3 separate regions of the Homo sapiens genome follow, and all the other regions are linked to region 2. Evidence: chromatin contacts called from ENCODE Hi-C or POLR2A ChIA-PET data. All regions are on one chromosome and are shown on one strand. The core of a region is the stretch at or near the end of the contact, and the rest is flanking DNA. Distances in the headings are between cores, read along the strand shown.

What was found. A loop is a pair of places that touch in the nucleus more often than their neighbours do. ChIA-PET counts read pairs that join two places held with the same protein, here RNA polymerase II (POLR2A). Pooled maps may share reads with other maps.
Region 1: a map with no recorded cell type shows a loop between it and region 2 (3-fold over the local background). The contact joins two enhancer-like sites. A Hi-C loop is called at or near these places in 1 of 37 single-sample maps with no recorded cell type. POLR2A ChIA-PET finds 5 or more read pairs at or near these places in 1 of 52 experiments (activated T-cell).
Region 3: a loop to region 2 is called in a pooled map, with 7 times the contacts of the local background. The contact joins the promoter of GON4L here to the enhancer-like site in region 2. A Hi-C loop is called at or near these places in 2 of 37 single-sample maps with no recorded cell type and 6 of 50 pooled maps.

What each region holds. Positions count from the first base shown.
Region 1 is chr1:154,384,302-154,387,214 of GRCh38, forward strand. No RefSeq gene overlaps it. Among named protein-coding and RNA genes, the nearest start is that of IL6R, 20 kb to the right of the region's middle. RefSeq lists an enhancer at 2,443-2,652. Within about 2 kb of position 1,415, at least 11 of the 41 ENCODE cell types and tissues checked have a DNase peak (open chromatin) inside an H3K27ac peak, as active enhancers do.
Region 2 is chr1:155,223,285-155,226,245 of GRCh38, forward strand. It overlaps the pseudogene GBA1LP. Among named protein-coding and RNA genes, the nearest start is that of MTX1, 16 kb to the left of the region's middle. Within about 2 kb of position 1,632, at least 9 of the 41 ENCODE cell types and tissues checked have a DNase peak (open chromatin) inside an H3K27ac peak, as active enhancers do.
Region 3 is chr1:155,855,964-155,859,176 of GRCh38, forward strand. GON4L (gon-4 like) reads right to left here and starts at 1,251. Exons shown (of 32, transcript NM_001282860.2): 1 at 1,184-1,251. RefSeq lists enhancers at 1,131-1,330, 1,617-2,204.

The DNA of each region.
Region 1 (2,913 bases), core at 165-2,664, 840 kb before region 2:
GGTCTCGAACTCCTGACCTCAGATGATCTGCCCGCCTCGGCCTCCCAAAGTGCTGGGATTACAGAAGTGAGCCACTGCACCTGGCCCTTTTTTAAGACAAAGTCTCCCTCTATCGCCCAGACTGGAGTGCAGTGGCACTGTGGCTCATGCCTGTAATTCCAGCACTTTTGGAGGCCGAGGTAGGCAGATCACTTGAGGTCAGGAGTTCAAGACCAGCCTGGGCAACATGGTGAAACTCCATCTCTACTAAAAATACAAAAATTAGCTGGGCATGGTGGTGCACGCCTGTAATCCCAGCTACTGGGGAGGCTGAGGCAGGAGAATCGCTTGAAACCGAGAGGCAGAGGTTGCAGCGAGCCGAGATCATGCCACTGCATTCCAGCCCAGGTGACAGAGACCCTGTCTCAAAACAAACAAACAAACAAACGAACCAACCAACCTCCAAATGACGATGCTTGAGCTTTAGCTCAGCTATCTCCAGTTGTCTTTGGGTAATGGGGGTGTCAAGTGGCAATGTTCCAAGTCTGGCTTATCTTGGGGGAACTAAATGGCTGTTATCATTCCCAGGCCTCACATCTACACTCTGCCTGATTCAGAGCAAGGGAGGGGGGTGTCTCCTGTGCCATCCACTGCTCTATCCTCAATCGAACCAAGCCCTTTGACCAGGGAAGTGCTGTGCCCTGTTTGTGCATGCTTGTAGGTACAGGGAAGAGACAGGTGGAGGGAGATCCCCTGACTAGCTTACATCAACCTGGCTCATCTCTGGAATTTGGGATGGAGTTAAACCCAACAACCCCTGGGCCTGCTCCAATGAAGACAGGGAGTGTTTATCAATGAGCAGTGACAATTACTACCTCTCCTGAGAGCAGATGAGTAGGTTTCAGGCATGGGGTTTCTCTAAGTCAGCAAAAAGCACCCGATCCCTAATGACAGAGGAGCAGTGTGTGTTAAATGTGTGTGTGCACATGTGTGAATAATTCAGGGCCCTCTAACCATGAGGCCCGGGACAAGAGCCACACTTGCCCACATGAAGTCAATGCTCTTGTCTGCAAGAACATTGTTTATTGTGGCTGGAGCCCAGATAACAAGGAGAAAGTGGCAAGAGATGAGGCAGGAGAGAAAAGCAGGGTGACTTCTGGAGAACCCTTTTCTCGGTGAAGGGATTTCAGCCTTATTCTGGGAATAAGCCAGAGCCCTGAGGGGTTTTAAGTGGAGGAGAGCCAGCCCCACCCCAACTCAGTGGCTTTAGGGGTCATTCTTCCCATGCTACCATTTCCCATGGTTCAAAGATTAACAATAGGGCTAACTTCCAATTTATTCAATTCTCAGGTTATTTATTCAATAATCTAGTGTTCTTCCTCTCTACTTCCTCCTCTTCAGTACCTTGTTGTGGGTGGAGCTCCAGGAAGAGGATGGGGCGTGGTGCCTAGAGGCGGAAGTGTGTATCTTGATTGTTTAACCTGGGAACCCTGAGGGCAGAGGGCGTAGGGGTTGGGAGAGGAAAGGAAGGCGCTAGGAAGACACTGGAAAGACCCCATAAGCGTAGCAGCTCCTAAACCACAGCTAAGCATGTCTGGAGGAGAAGCCTGAATCCGAAAGCAATGAGGAAATGATTAGTGGTTTCATAGTAGGTTGTCTGTAGCTGCAGACACACAGGCGTTTTTGTACACAGGTAAATACAGGCCTGTTCTGTTATTGACCACACGTTTGTATGAAGCTCCAAACTCATGTGTCCTCCTGTTCTCCTGTTTTTTTTTTTTTTTTTGAGACGGAGTTTCGCTCTTGTTGTCCAGGCTAGAGTGCAATGGCACGATCTCGGCTCACGGCAAACTCCACCTCCCAGGTTCAAGCGATTCTCCTGCCTCAGCCTCCTGAGTAGGTGGGATTACAGGCACGCGCCACCATGCCTGGGTAATTTTTGTATTTTTAGTAGAGACGAGGCTTCACTATGTTGACCAGGCTGGTCTCAAACTCCTGACCTTAGGTGATCCACCTACCTCAGCCTCCCAAAGTGCTGGAATTACAGGTGTGAGCAACTGTGCCTGGCCTCTCTGAAGTATTATTTGATATTTTTCTTTTGAAGTTTTCTTCTTCCTGTGTAGAAACTATTTCTGCAAATTGCTTTTCAGTCTGCTTTTTGCTCATTTGTTTTTATCTTCCATGTCTGAGGTTTTTTTCAGCTGTCTGGTGATCTTTGACTGATTATTTATAAGACAGGCAAATATCAGTTAAGTCCTTACAGTAAACATATGGTTTACTCAAGTTAGGATTATTTTAGGAGGATTTCTTTACAAAATGGCCATTTACAAAGACAGAGTATAGGAGAGCTATAACCTTTGGTTGAGAGACACAGGCAGCCTAAGAGAGGAACCCTCTAAGAGAAGAACCAGAGGAACAGATATCTTGATCTCACGCTCCTCCTCCCTCTGGTCTTCCGGGTTCTGCGTTGTCTAGACCAACTGCTAGTCAGAGGGTGTGGGGTATTGCTCATGTGGTCTCTTCCTGGAATACCCCCAGTGCAGAGGGCCAGGCAGCGTGGGTGGGGAGTAGCAAAGAGAAAGCTCTGACATGGGAACGAAGGCGCTGATTGGAAGCTCACATGGTGGGCATCTGGACGGGACTGTTTGCTGGGGGAGTCCCCACATGTCTGGATCTTTAGGTCTTTCGTCTGGGGCCAGTCAGGTTACCCAGAGAAGAATCTCCTTCTAGGAGGGAACAGGCCAGCCTGCCAGTGTTCTGGCCCCCGAAAGGAGGCAGAGGGCTGTGGGTCTTAGCCTGGGGCATTTGGCATACGCAGTCCCTTAGTTCCCGAGTTTACAAGCCATAGCCATGCTGTCAAATGTGCCTGGTATCACCCAGTTCAGAGACTCTCTGTTTTATCCTGTACAGAGAACAAGCTTGCAGATTTCTGTG
Region 2 (2,961 bases), core at 382-2,881:
ACCTGTCTTGGAGTGTAGGTCTGGCTCAGATAGCAAACTCCAGCCCTTTCACACTGACAGGTATCATATCACAGGCTCCTAGGTCTTTAGGTCCCATGGAGAGTGCCACTCCCAGTTCCACTGTTAGTTACTTCTATGGTCTGTGTTCAAGTCAAATAAAGACATTTGTTCATTCCATGCACAGCACAGAGTAGGTGCTCAAAAAAGTACTTTTTATACAGATGAATGAACAACTACTACCAGTTAACCTAGAACCTGTCCTTTCAGCTCTAGTTTTTAATTGTAATTTTATTTTATTTTAGAGACAGGGTCTTGGCACAATCACAATTCACTGCAGCTTTGACCTCTCAGGCTCAATTGGATCCTCCCACCTCAGCCTCCATAGTAGCTGGGACTACAGGTACATGCCACCATGCCCAACTAATTTTTGAAATTTATTTTTAGAGATGGGGTCTTCCTATGTTGCCCAGGCTGGTCTCGAATTCCTGAGGTCAAGCAATCCACCTGCCTCAGCCTCCCAAGGTGCTGGGATTATAGGCGTGAGCCATCACTCACCTCTAGTTTCTGGCCTGAGGGTATATTACTCTCCCTGATTACTGACACCAAAAATGATTTCACTCTTGGGTGGGACCTCTGCTGCCCCTTACCCACTAGGGTGTGGGTTTTTTTGGTTTGTTTTTGTCTTTTTTAAGACAGGGCCTCACACTGTCATCCAGGCTGGAATGCAATGGTGTGATCCTGGCTCACTGCAGCCTCGACCACCTGGGCTCAAGGGATCCTCCCACCTTAGCCTCCTGAGTAGCTGGGACCAGAAGTGCACACCACCACACCAAGCTAATTTTTTAACTTTTTATAGAAACAGGTTGCCTAGACTGGTATCGAACTCCTGAGCTCAAGCAATCCTCTTGCCTTGGTTTCCCAAAGTGCTGGAATTACAGGCGTGAGCCACTGAGTCTGACCTTAGGGTGTGGTTTTACCATTGGATTCATGTGATTTACCAATGCTTCAACAGTAACCACAACATTCAATGTACAGCCCAGTGCAGATGGAAGGTCCTTGTACCTCATATGATCTCTTCCAATTTTTCGCAAGATAATAGTCAGTCTTTCATGAGTGCTTATTACATGCACTAGCCTGACAACTCTACATTACAGATAAGAAAATTAAGACTTAGAGGCCAGACGCGATGGCTCACACCTGTAATCCCAACACTTTGGGAGGCCGAAGCGGGCGGATCACAAGGTTAGGAGATCGAGACCATCCTGGCTAACACGGTGAAACCCCGTCTCTACTAAAAATACAAAAATTTAGCCAGGCGTGGCGGTGTGCGACTGTAGTCCCCGCTACTCGGGTGGCTGAGGCAGGAGGATGGCGTGAACCCGGGAGGCGGAGCTTGCAGTGAGCCAAGATCGTGCCACTGCACTCCAGCCTGGGTGACAGAGCGAGACTCCATCTCAAAAAAAAAAAAAAAGAAAAGAAAACTAAGACTTAGAGAAGTTAAATATGTGGCAGAGTGAAGCCTAAGCTCATATCTGTCCTAATCTAAATTCCAAGCAGTTCTGAGTCATCAGGTCACACAGACTGCTTCTCACATGCTTCAGGAATGCCTTTTCAGTCTTCCTTAAAGGTTGCAAACAGTTGCAAAGCAAATTTCATGGTTCCTGTTTCTTCAAAATCTCAAAGCTCTTCATTCAGCCAGGCATGGTCGCTGGAGCGTGTATATTCAACCACTTGAGAAGATGAGGATCTTTTGAGCCCAGGAGTTTGAGACGAACCTGGGCAACATAGGGAAAGCCCTGTCACCTAAAAAAATAAATAATACAACCAGCTCTTCATTTAGAGGCAAGCACAAAATAGGTGCTCAATGTTTGTTGAATGAGTGAGTTGTTACCAACCATACCCCATTATTCAAGGTCCTGCTTGTCAGTGTTTCAGGAAGTGTTCTTGGCAAAGGAGTGGTGAACTTCAGGAAGAATGATGCTGACTCCGAACACAATTATTTATTTATTTATTTATTTATTTATTTATTTATTTATTTACTTATTGAGACAGAGTCTCGCTCTGTAGCCCAGGCTGGAGTGCAATGACGTGATCTCCGCTCACTGCAACCTCTGCCTCCCAGGTTCAAGCAATTCTCCTCCTTCAGCCTCCCAAGTAGCTGGGATTACAGGCGCCCGCCACTACGATCGGAGAATGTTTTGTATTTTTAGTAGAGACAGGGTTTCGCCATGTTGGACAGGCTGGTCTCAAACACCTGACCTCATGTGATCCACCCACCTCGGCCTCCCAAACTGCTGAGATTACAGGCTTGAGCCAGTGTGCCCAGCCTGAACACAATTATTAAAGTCAAAGTGAGACCTAACAGTGGAACTTTGGTTGCGGCTACAGGAAATATGGATTCAAATACTGAACACCAGCTGGGCACAGTGGCTCACGCCTACAATCCTAGCACTTTGGGAGGCTAAGGTAGGAGGACAGCAGAGCCCAAGAGTTCGAGACAAACCTGGCCAACATGGTAAAACGAAAAAATTAACCAGGCATGGTGATGCACACCTGTAGTCTCAGCTGAGGTGGGAGGATCGCCTGAATTGAGGTAGTGGAGGCTGCAGTGAGCTGTGTTCCTGCCACAGCACTCCAGCCTGAGCAACAGAGCAAGACCTTGTCTCTAAATAAATAAACACAACAAAAATAAAACAAATACTGAGCCAGGTGTGGTGGCTCCTGCCTGTAATCTCAGCACTTTAGGAGGCTGAGATGGGCAGATCACTTGAAGTCAGGAGTTCGAGACCAGCCTGGACAACATGATGAAATCTCTACTAAAAATACAAAAATTAGCTGGGACTGATGGCGCTAATCCCTGCTACTCAGGAGGCTGAGGCAGAATTGCTTGAACCTGGAAGGCGGAGGCTGCAGTGAGCCAAGATCACCCCCACTGCTCTGGGTTGCAGTGAGCCAAGATCA
Region 3 (3,213 bases), core at 1-2,500, 630 kb after region 2:
AGAGGGAGACTCTGTCAAAAAAAAAAAAAAAAAAAAAAAAAAAAGGCATCTTATTACCCAGGAAAACTTTACTGTCATAAATAGATCCAATAATAGAATAAGCCGCCTTGTGTTAGATCACTGGCAATGTTCAAGCGAAGCCTGAATGTCCACTTATCAGAGTACTAGATGAAAGCCTGAACTAGAGAACTGAAAAATAAAAGTTATTTGTAACTCTAAGCGTCTAAGGTTAGATTTCTCTTTCTTCTTTTCTTTCTTTCTCTCTCTCTCTCTTTCTTTCCAGAGACAAGGTCTCGCTCTGTTGCCCAGACCGGAGTGCAGTGGCAAGATCCTAGTTCACTGCAGCCTCAGACTCCTGGGCTCCAGTGACCCTCTGGCCTCGGCCTCCCGAGTAGCTAGGACTACAAGGCACTTGCCACCACCCTCAACGACTTTTTTTCTTTTTTTTTTTTTGTAGAGACGGGGTCTCGATTTGTTACCCAGGCTGGTCTCAAACTCCTGGCCTCAAGCGATCCTCCCGCCCCAGCCTCCCAAAGTGCTAGGATTAGAGGCGTGAGCCACCGCGCCCGACCTACAGTTAGTTTTAAACCTCCCTTCTGTTTCTCCAAGACATTAGGGGAGATTCTCCATCCCCTCAATCAACTGATGTAATTAAAACTCAGTAACTAAAGCTCAATAAAACATGAAGATTTCGTTGATTCCTGTGAGAGATGGTGGTGACCTTATAAGAAATAGAATGGGAGTAGCCAGGGCAGCTCTTTTATTTCACAGATAATTACTGAGATCAAAAAAAGGGGAAAAAAAGAAAAAGAAAGAAAGAAAAAGAAGGAAAGAAAGACAGCTACTTCAGCTCCAGGCACCTCAAACACAGCAGTAGCTCGACAGAATCCACTTTTTTGGGAACCCAAGTCGGACCAGCAGGGTGAATGAATGCCAATGTGGAGGCAGCCCCGGCACGGCCCTCTCCTAGGAAAACATTTTCAAAAGGGGTCCTAACCGCGCTTCCACCTCGGTGCCCAGGGCTGGCTCCAGTCCCCATTCCCAACTAGACACTGGACTTCACGCCCTTAACTTCCGCCACGCACCCAGCGCCCACCCTCAGACCCGACCTTCTCAACCTGGACATCGTTCGTCCAGGTGTCCCAGCTCCCACCTGCCTCTTCCCACCCCACCACACACAAACCTGTACCCTCACCAGCCGGCCTGATTCCACGGAAACGGCTTTGGCACCACCGGAAGTCAGCCAACAACAGCGAATTGCGTGCGCGTCCCCGAGCCTCGGAGCGCCGCGCCGCAGTGCATCAAGGAGCATGCGCCTAACACTATGCGCCATCCCATTTTAGGGCAGAGTGAAGCCACAACGTTAGTGCGTCAGTTATTGGCAAAAAAATTTAAAGGCACTACTTAGCTTTCTCTGCCCATGGAGTTATCCTACTCAAAACTGAGGTTAAGATTCAGTGGTTTAGATTAACAGCTAATTTGGGGGCCAGGCGCGGTGGCTCACGCCTGTAATCCCGGCACCTTGGGAGACGGAGGCGGGCGGATTACCTGAGGTCGGGAGTTCGAGATCACCCTGGCTAACATGGTGAAACCCCGTCTCTACTAAATATACAAAATTAGCTGGGCGTGGTGGCGCACGCCTGTAATCCCAGCTACTCCGGAGGCTGAGGCAGGAGAATCGCTTGAACCCGGGAGACGGAGGTGGCAGTGAGCCGGCATCGTGCCACTGCACTCCAACCTGAGCGACAGTGAGACTCTGTATCAAAAAAAAAAAAAGATTAACAACTAATTTTTCTCACTACGAGTCACCTGGAACACAGGACCAAGGGACTGAAGAAGTCATAAAATGCCAGAAAAAGAAGTCTCTAAATTACAAATAGTGCAGGCTCCTGATTAAAACTAAGGCACTCTTGGACTCAGGCTATAGTAATTATTCATATATGTACAATATTCTGCATTTTACAAAATGCTCTCACATTTTCTTAGGTGACTTGGTCTCCACAATAGACTGTAAGATTATTATATCATATTCCAGTTTGCACAGGACAAAGTTCTGGCTCATCTGAGTAGGTGATTTCACAACGGTACACAGACAGCTATCAAGGAGAATCAGGTATTAAGTCTCCTAACTCTAGCTAATAATGCATTGACCCAGTGTCCAGGAGGCTGCCTGGGGTGTAACAGATGTTCAATAATTCAATACGTGCTTTTTGAATGAGCGAATGAATGAATGACTTCTAAAATGATGTTATTTCCACTTTTCTAGAAAAACAATGTCTGGAATCCACGGAGATTAAAAAAATAATAAAAAACAGAATGTCAAAAGGTGGAAAAATACTTTCAACCCCCTCATTTTACAGGTAAACCACCAACACAAATTTATACATTTGAACTAATCCTATCTGTAAACAGAATCCAACGGATGAAATTATCCACAGCCAAAATGAAGGTTGAAATTTATGCAAACATGGCAGTAGTCTGACTAACCTGAATCACACCAACTCTCCCAAATACCAAGGAAGACTCCAGAAGCTCGGAGTTTCATGTGTGTTGTTCTTTGACCTACAGAATACACAGATCTTTCGGTTTGGCCTCTCTCATACGAAACCCTAAGCACTTGAGGTTCATGAAAAAAATTCAACACTGATTAACTTTGGCACTTTTCATTAGTTGTTTTTTTTTTTTTTTTTAAACAGCTTTGCATACCACAATATCCATCTGTTTTACGTGTACAACCAAATTTTTTTTTTTTTTTTTTTTTCAGACGGAGTCTTGTTCTGTTGCCCAGGCTGGAGTGCAGTGGCGCGATCTCGGTTCACTGCAACCTCCACCTCCTGGGCTCAAGCGATCCTCGTGTCTCAGCCTCCCAAGTAGCGTGTGCCACCACGCCCGGCTAATCTTTGTATTTTTAGTAGAGATGGGGGTTTCACCATGCTGGCCAGGCTGGTCTCGAACTCCTGACCTCAAGTGATCTGCCCGCCTTGGCCTCCCAAAGGTTTGGGATTACAGGCATGAGCCACCGTGCCCGGCTGTTTTTTTAAAATTAGTAAATGTTCAGAGTTGTGCAACCATCCCCAGGTTTGGTCTTTCATCAGAGTTTCTGAGGTTTAAGACAGTTTCCATCCACTGTGAAATATAAGCCAAAAAAAAAAGTTCTGTAATAACCTTTAGCGGTCTCAGAAATGCATAATGATGGCAGTCGATACTGAAATC